Regions from separate parts of the Homo sapiens genome. Here region 1 is linked to region 2. Evidence: chromatin contacts called from ENCODE Hi-C or POLR2A ChIA-PET data. All regions are on one chromosome and are shown on one strand. Each heading gives the region's core, a stretch centred on a gene start or an enhancer-like site at or near the end of the contact. The rest is flanking DNA. Distances are from core to core; before and after follow the strand shown. Region 1 overlaps SLCO2B1 (solute carrier organic anion transporter family member 2B1). Region 2 overlaps SLCO2B1 (solute carrier organic anion transporter family member 2B1).

Region 1 (3,667 bases), core at 997-3,496, 37 kb before region 2:
GCAGCTTGAGCATCCAGGACTCTCCCCAGATCCAGGGAGGGCCTCAGCGATGTGTTCACGTTGTCATATTTTTATAAAATTTGCAAAGGTAAGATACTTTAACCACAATCAAAATTACTATTTTCTTCCCACTCCAACTTCCCTTGTGTTTCAATTTTCCTTTATGTGGGATAATTGGAGTGGCCATGGGCACTTCTGGGATCTGACCAAGGGGAAGCTGAGTGGGGGACTGATTTGAGTTGGGTTCACTGGGATATGTTTATGTGGTTTTCTGAAACAGAGGATATATTAATATTTATGTGGTTCTCTGTGTATAGATAAATCATTGCTAGTAATCTCTGTGTAGAGAATAGCTTCTAGGAATTCTACCCACTGCCCAGCTCACTTGGCATGGTGATATTAAGTTGCCATATGCAGAGGTCATATCGTGATATGAATGTGTGTCATGGCACCCAGCCCAGGAAGTATATGGGCAGTAGACAAGAAACAGGAGAAACCAGGTTTGAAATGTACAGAGCCAGAAGCTAGTCTGTGGAAAATTCTTCTAATCATCAGGGGGAGAAAATGTGTCTCAGAGGTTAAGCAGGGCAGTTAATAAAAGTATTACGCATTTTGGGGGGATTGTGTGATGTATCTGTTTTGATTTCTTTTCTCATTATAGGTAAATATAGGTACCTTGTACCTAATTTTATATTCATAATTTTGTATATTTTTCTTAAAGAGGGCTCCTCAAATTATAAAACCTTCAGTTCCCACAAGGTCTACACATCCAACCTTGGCTCCATCATTTATTTTCTGTGTGATCTTGGGGAAGTCACTTGTGCTTTCTGAGCCAGTTTCCTCTTCTATAAAATGTGAATGACAATTTGGACAGGTGAGGATTCAGAAATCCTCATGACCTTATTCCATTTTTGAAACCATTAGTAGACGAAGACACTCAAACAAAAATTAGACCAGAATATAAAGATTGGAAAAGATGTAATATACAAGCAATAATGGTGAGCAATGAATCCAGTAAAACCTAAATCTAAGTTAATGGAAATGATGTGGTTGTTGCAAACCTCTAATGCAGTTTATGAAGAAAGAATTTTTGTAATAGAAGAGACATTATGCAAGAACAAATTTAATAATAAGCTGTATCTATAATTCCAGACTTTTTTTCCCTGCAAAACCTGGGAAACAAGAGGGATGAAGGAATATAAACATCCTAAAAGCCTCATATTGTTGAAGGAGACTTTGAAATTCTTGGCGTTGATAGATACATGCTCAGATATTTATTAAACATTTACAGATACCAACCAGCAAAATAAAAAGGGAATTGGAACTTCTGTACCTCCCTTTTCTTTTATCATGTGGGAAAGTCTCAAAGCCCTGGCACTGGGAGCTGCTCAGAAGGCAAGGGCCACATGTGCCCCCAGCTTCCCCCCACCCCCAGCACAGGGCCAGGAAGCCACTGCTGGTGGCTCCCTGTCTGCTGCCTCCCGAGCAGTAGGTCCCAGCGAGGTGGGGTGGTAATAGGTTGGGCTGGGAGCAGATTAGCAAACCCTCTCCTCCCCGCAAGGAAATAACCAGGCCAGATAAGACTAGCCATAAAACAAAACAAGGGCTGATGTAGAAAAGGATTGGATCATAAGACACGAGCAAGCCATAGCATCACTCATTACACAGAGCTGAGCTTTACTGCTCCCAGCACTACAGTCCTGGGCCTGACACCAGCCCAGGCATCGGAGAACCAGGTGCCACCCCCAAAAAACAGTGTCACAGAACTAAACATTATCCACACTGCCCCAGGTGACACAGACCCAGGCACCCAGGAGAAAATAGAGAAATTAGGATCCTAGTCACAAAGGTCACAGGGACTTTGGTGGCCCCTGGTCACATGTGTGAAATCTTGGCAATGTGTAGGAATCAGTGAGTGCGCGCTGAGTGTGTGTTTGTCTGAAATTAGAAAATACCCAAGTGTGGGCCTGAGTCTCCCTCCCTACCCCAGGGCCCAGACTTGCCCACCCAGGGCCCTAAGGCAGGTGTTGGGCCTCACCCTCAACCGTGGCTCCCTGAGGGCAAGGGCTAGAATTTCCTGAGATGGAGAGTGAGTCTCCCCGCTTCAGCTAAGGATTCCTGGGGCCCCCACACAGGCCTCTTGAAGGCCCTGCCAAGTCTGGGTGTCCCACTCCTGAGGCCAGCTCCGTCCTCCCTGTGGGAGTCTACCCAGGGTCCAGCTCAGTGCTCTGCCTCCAGGGGGCGCCAAAGGGACACTTCTTAAAGGCTGCTGGAGTTGGGGAGGAGAGCTGAGTGTACCCTGACCGCACAGATGGTCATAGCTGAACGAGCCTGAAGGCTGGCAAGTTCATTCCTACCTGACAGGAGATGGCTAAGGCTCAAAGAAGGTGATCCAGGCGAGTGCAGACCTGGGCTGGGGCCCAGCATGGAGGGCAGCCTGGCCCACTATGGCTCACTTTGCTATCCTAGGGCCCCAGGGAAAGGTATACTTCTTTCCACCCAGGAAAGCCTGGCCCCAGGACAGCTGGCTGGCTGGGGGAAGGAGGAAGAAGACCCTCTTGCTCCAGAAATGGCCAACACAGCAAATGCCCAAACAACTCTTTGGTTCAGACTAGCAAGCAAAGGCTGAGAGAGGATCAATGTCTTGCCTGAAGTCACACAGCAATTTAGTGGAGGAGCCAGAATGGAACACAGGGCTCTTGACACCCAATCTTGGGCAAAGGACTCAGAGGAGGTACTGCTGTGGCTGCTACTCTTGGCCAGGTGGGGCCCCAAGACAGCTCACACTCGGGAATCCTCTGGCTTCTTCCCTGGCCCCGACACTAGCAATTGCTGCTCTACGGCAGGGCTGGATCTGCTCTCTTTGGTCCTTGCCTCTTTGTCCTGCTGCCTCAGGACAGCCAAAACTAAGGCGAAGCAGATCACAGAACCTGTTTTGAAGAAGAACTGGAGGCCGATGAACCTGGGGAAAGAATGGGGACCCTTGAACTCAAGAGCTGCCAGGCCAGGGCATGGACGTCAGCAGTCATCACTCATTGTGAAATCAGAGATACTGAGGCCTCAGGGAGACATTGACCTCTGCTGTGGCTCTTCCCTGGAGGAGGGGGAGAGGCTCTGCAGAGGAGCCCTGGGTGGGAGCAGAGGCCTGGCCATCTTCATCGCCCTGTCCTGGACTCTGCTCTGTGGCCTGGCCTGGCCCTGCCTCTCTCCGAGCCCAAGGGCTCAGGGGGCCTGACAAGTGCAATTTTATATTGCGCCACCTGCCACAAGAACAAACGGATTCCCTCTCCCCTGTTTAACTATCAAAGCCCTTGTTTGACTTTTCCTTTTCTAGGAAGCCCCCTGTGGACAGTCCCAGCCCACAGAAACTGTGCCCTCCTCACCTCCTCAGAGCTGAAAGTGACCAGCTCCCTGTCCCCAGCCCTGCTAGCAAGTCCTCTCCACATCCATCCCAGGCCAGCCGCCTCTGTGCCTTCAGGTTCCTTTGAGTTCCCCTTTGTACAGATGGGAAGACTGAGCCCCAGACAAGATAAGTCCCATGATGAGGGAGACAGAGCTGGGCCTGAAACCCAGGCCTCCTGTGTCCTAGACAGGGCTTTCTCCCCAGCCCTTCACCCCAAGTCCCTCTCGCAGCATGGCTGCTCCTCTGTTTCTCCCCAAGTTCCTG
Region 2 (3,614 bases), core at 1,081-3,580:
TGGGGAACGAGAAGCAGCGTCTGCATGTCCATTCAGCCACACACACGTCACCTGAGGCTCCCAGGACCTGGCAGAAAGTCTGCAGGTGAGAATGGCAGGAGGCACATCTGGAGCTGCTTGGTGCGACGAGTTGGGAGCTGGGATGCCACAGTGACGTGCTCTAACAGGAGTACGCTACTGCTCTCCAAGGACTCCAGAACCCTGGAACCCCCAACACCCCTCCCTCCTGGCCACCTTCAGACCAAGCGTCAGTCCCACTCCTTGGCCCACTCTGACCACTGCCTGGACCAGAAACTACTCTTTCCCAAATGGTGCCCCTGGCAGTTTCCTAGACTCTGAGCTGGTCAGAACTAGAAGGGTTCTTAGAGGTCACAGTAAATGTCCCATCTGAGAGAGGCCCAGGGTAATACTTTGAGTCACCAAGTTCTGCTCCAAAAGTTCTCTCCAGTGTGCACTGTCCTCTCTGTTTAACTCAAGTCTTGTTTCCCCCTAAAAACAGGGGCTCCCTACAGGCAAGAGAGTATGCTCTTCCACCTGCCCCACAGCATGTGTGAGCAGGGGGCTGAGGGCCTGTTGAAGGTGGGGTATGGAACAAGGCGAAGACTCCCAGTAATAGTAGTGACGGCAACCATGGTTCCTAATTTGATGGCACTTTACAGTTTATCTCCACCATCTCGCTGGACTCTGATCACAGCTTTAGGAGACAGACAGGACAGAGATTATCTCACAGATGAGAAAGCTGAGGTTCAGAGAGGCTAAGAGACTTGCCCAAGGTCAGTGGTGCTGCTAGGATTTGAACCGAGGTCCCCTGGCTCAATGTCTCCTATGAGAGTGGCAGTCAGTTAGCTAGGGTCTAGCAAACATGTGCTCCTGAGGCTCACCTTCTGGCATCTGGTTAATGTCCACATAAAGGCGCAGCATGAGGCTGCCCAGCCCAAAGGCCAGGCCTGGCCCCATCATGGTCACTGCAAACAGGATCCCTACAACACAAAGCCTGAGTTAGGATCCTCTGGCCCTGGCTTCCCTCTGCAGACCAGTGCTTGCCCAGTCTCTGATGGGCAAGAACACTCTGTCTCCCCTGGTCAGGGATGGGGAACTCTCCAGGGCTTCCCTGGACCTTTACTGGCCAGATGGGGCAGGGGGCAGGGATTCCATCTCCAGCCCCAACCCTGGGTCTCTCTTCCTCCTAGTTGAGCCTGGCCTGACCCTCAGAGGCCAAGGGATGGCACTGGTCCTCACCGAGGTAGAGGGGCGAGTTGCTGTTGTGGGCAAAGTCATCGATGTAGGAGATGCCAAAGGGCTGAATGGGCACCCCGCCCACGCCCAGCAGGGTCTGTGCCACGAACATGATCCCCACCACACTCAGATGCTGGGTTTCTGTGTAGCTTGAGCAGTTGCCATTGGAGGGGGCCGAGGCTGGGGCCGAGGTTGTGGGCAGGCACAGGGAAGCCTTGAAGTCCTGTGGCATATCCTCTGAGAGACGACAATGAAAAAATATTATAACAATAGCTAAGACTTAAATAGCGCTTACCCCGGGGGAAGGTACTGTTCTAAGTGCTGTGTATAAAAATAATTTGAGCCCCACAACAAACCTCAAGGGTGAGTGCTCTCATTATGCCTGTTTCATAGGTGAGGAAACTGATGCTTAGACAGCAACTAGTAAGGTGACAGGGCCAGGATTGGAACTCAGGAGGTCTGGCTTCAGAGTCCATGCTCTTAAACTGCCCTACACCACCTTTCTGAGCTGAGGCATTTGCAAGTGCCATAGCAACGGTGGCCCCTGGGTGGGGCGGGGTGGTCAAAGGTGGTGTAGTTTGAACTGGGTCCGGAAGAATAAACACAATTTTCCAGAAAAAGAGGGAGGGGAGGGGTGTTCCAGGGAGAGGTCACAGTACACGCAAAACCCAGGGACTTGAAAGGGCACCGTGCCGGGAGAATGAGAAGCTCAGAATGGCTAGATCACAAAGTATGAGGGCAAGGCCAGGGCTGAAGGCACAGTGGAACAGGGTGGGGCAGCTGGGGCTGGATTGTGGAGGGCCCTGGGGCCCTTGGCATTCACTTTGGGGGAGGGTTCAGTGTCAGCTTGGGACACAGATGCAGAGTACAGAAAAGAATTTCTTAATTTAGTACCTGACATTTGTTCCCTGGAGCTCACCAATATTTGGTGAGCAAACTTGAGGAGACCCTCACACTATTATTATCCCAAATGTGGCTGTAGAAGCAGCCTTCTCTCTGCGGCCCTCCATTTATGGAGCTGGGACTCTGAGCTGTGTCAACCCAGCACGGAGAGCCACTCCCTTGGGCTGCAAAGAGCCATGTGAACCAAGGTCAAGAACGTGAAAGAAGCCTTCCACGGAGGCTGCCTGGGACTTGCTGTGTGACTTTGACAGAGGCCCTTACCCACTCTGGGCCTTGGTTTCTTCATCTTTCAAATGAAAGAAAGAACAAAATTTGGCCAGGCGCTGTGGCTCATGCCTGTAATCCCAGCACTTTGGGAGGCCGAGCAGGGTGGATCACCTGAGATCAGGAGTTTGAGACCAGGCTGGCCAACATGGAGAAATCCCATCGCTACTAAAATACAAAAATTAGCCGGGAGTGGTGGCACATGCCTGTAATCCCAGCTACTCAGGAGGCTGAGGCAGGAGAATTGCTTGAACCTGGGAGGCAGGGGTTGCAGTGAGCCAAGTTCAAGCCACTGCACTCCAGCCTAGGTGACAGAGTGATACTCCATCTCAAAAAAAAAAAAAAAAGAAAGAAAGAACAAAGTTCTCCAGATAAGGAATTCAGAAGTGGAAGAATTCGGCAGTTCAGAACAGCAGCTAAGGCAGGGCTACCTGGGTGTGTCCTTGGGGCAGTTCCTCCCCTCTCTGAGCCTTGGTTTCCTCACTTGTGAGGAAGTAATGATAATCCCTGCCTCCTGGAGTCGTGAACATTAAGAGTGGTGGGTGGTGAGTGTGCCTGGGCATGGGGCCTACTAGACGTTAGATGCAACAATTATTAGAGAGGTCATGTCTGCCTTCCCCATCCCTGTGTCCCCAGTGCCCTGCAGAGGGCCTGGCACAGAACACAACTTCATCAGTATTGGATGAAGAATAAGTGAGTGGAATAGCCTGGAGAGTCAGAACAGGAGGGGAGTTTGGAGATCCCCGAGTCTCTCCCATTCTTTGGGCTGATGTAAAGACGGAGGCTCAGACAGAAGGGCTTTGCTTGAGGATTCAGGGGCACCTATTGCAGAGGGGTTTGTATGGTAGTAAGGATGAAGAACATGCATGACCTTGCACAGAAAAAGTGAAAATGTAAAGTGAAAATTCTGTACAAAGAAATGTGAGGAAGTATTATTTTCTGGTATTCCAAGCAGTTCTCTTGACAAGTTTCCACGCAGGCCTAGAGAACGACTCTGCATTCTTCATGCACGCGCTGAGTTTTCCCATTTTCCTGCCTCTGCACCCATGCCCTCCCCTCCACCTGCAACTCCCACCTTCTCTCTAAGCTGCAGCTCAAGTGCCACCTCCTCTAGCCCCTCCAGCTCCCTCCAGCTGCCAAGGTCCTTCCCCTATTCAGGGCTCTAATGGCCTCCTCTGGCCACCTCCCAAGGTGCTGGGCTCTATACCTTG

Evidence for each region. Hi-C counts contacts between places; a loop is a spot of excess contacts on that map. ChIA-PET counts read pairs that join two places held with the same protein, here RNA polymerase II (POLR2A). Pooled maps may share reads with other maps.
Region 1: a loop to region 2 is called in a map of right lobe of liver, with 4 times the contacts of the local background. The contact joins two enhancer-like sites. A Hi-C loop is called at or near these places in 14 of 168 maps with a recorded cell type or tissue (Caco-2, HepG2, MCF 10A and 10 more) and 6 of 50 pooled maps. POLR2A ChIA-PET finds 5 or more read pairs at or near these places in 8 of 52 experiments (Caco-2, HepG2, MCF 10A and 5 more).

The regions. Positions count from the first base shown.
Region 1 is chr11:75,203,695-75,207,361 of GRCh38, reverse strand. SLCO2B1 (solute carrier organic anion transporter family member 2B1) reads right to left here. Exons shown (of 14, transcript NM_007256.5): 14 at 813-2,962. The coding sequence ends at 2,782. TPBGL-AS1 (TPBGL antisense RNA 1) reads left to right here. Exons shown (of 6, transcript XR_950308.4): 6 at 1-1,324. Among named protein-coding and RNA genes, the nearest start is that of TPBGL-AS1, 20 kb to the left of the region's middle. RefSeq lists an enhancer at 3,536-3,667. Within about 2 kb of position 2,246, at least 3 of the 41 ENCODE cell types and tissues checked have a DNase peak (open chromatin) inside an H3K27ac peak, as active enhancers do; they include right lobe of liver, where a contact is called at or near this core.
Region 2 is chr11:75,167,032-75,170,645 of GRCh38, reverse strand. It overlaps SLCO2B1 (solute carrier organic anion transporter family member 2B1), which reads right to left. Exons shown (of 14, transcript NM_007256.5): 5 at 1,240-1,473; 6 at 882-980. Among named protein-coding and RNA genes, the nearest start is that of SLCO2B1, 18 kb to the right of the region's middle. Within about 2 kb of position 2,330, at least 3 of the 41 ENCODE cell types and tissues checked have a DNase peak (open chromatin) inside an H3K27ac peak, as active enhancers do; they include right lobe of liver, where a contact is called at or near this core.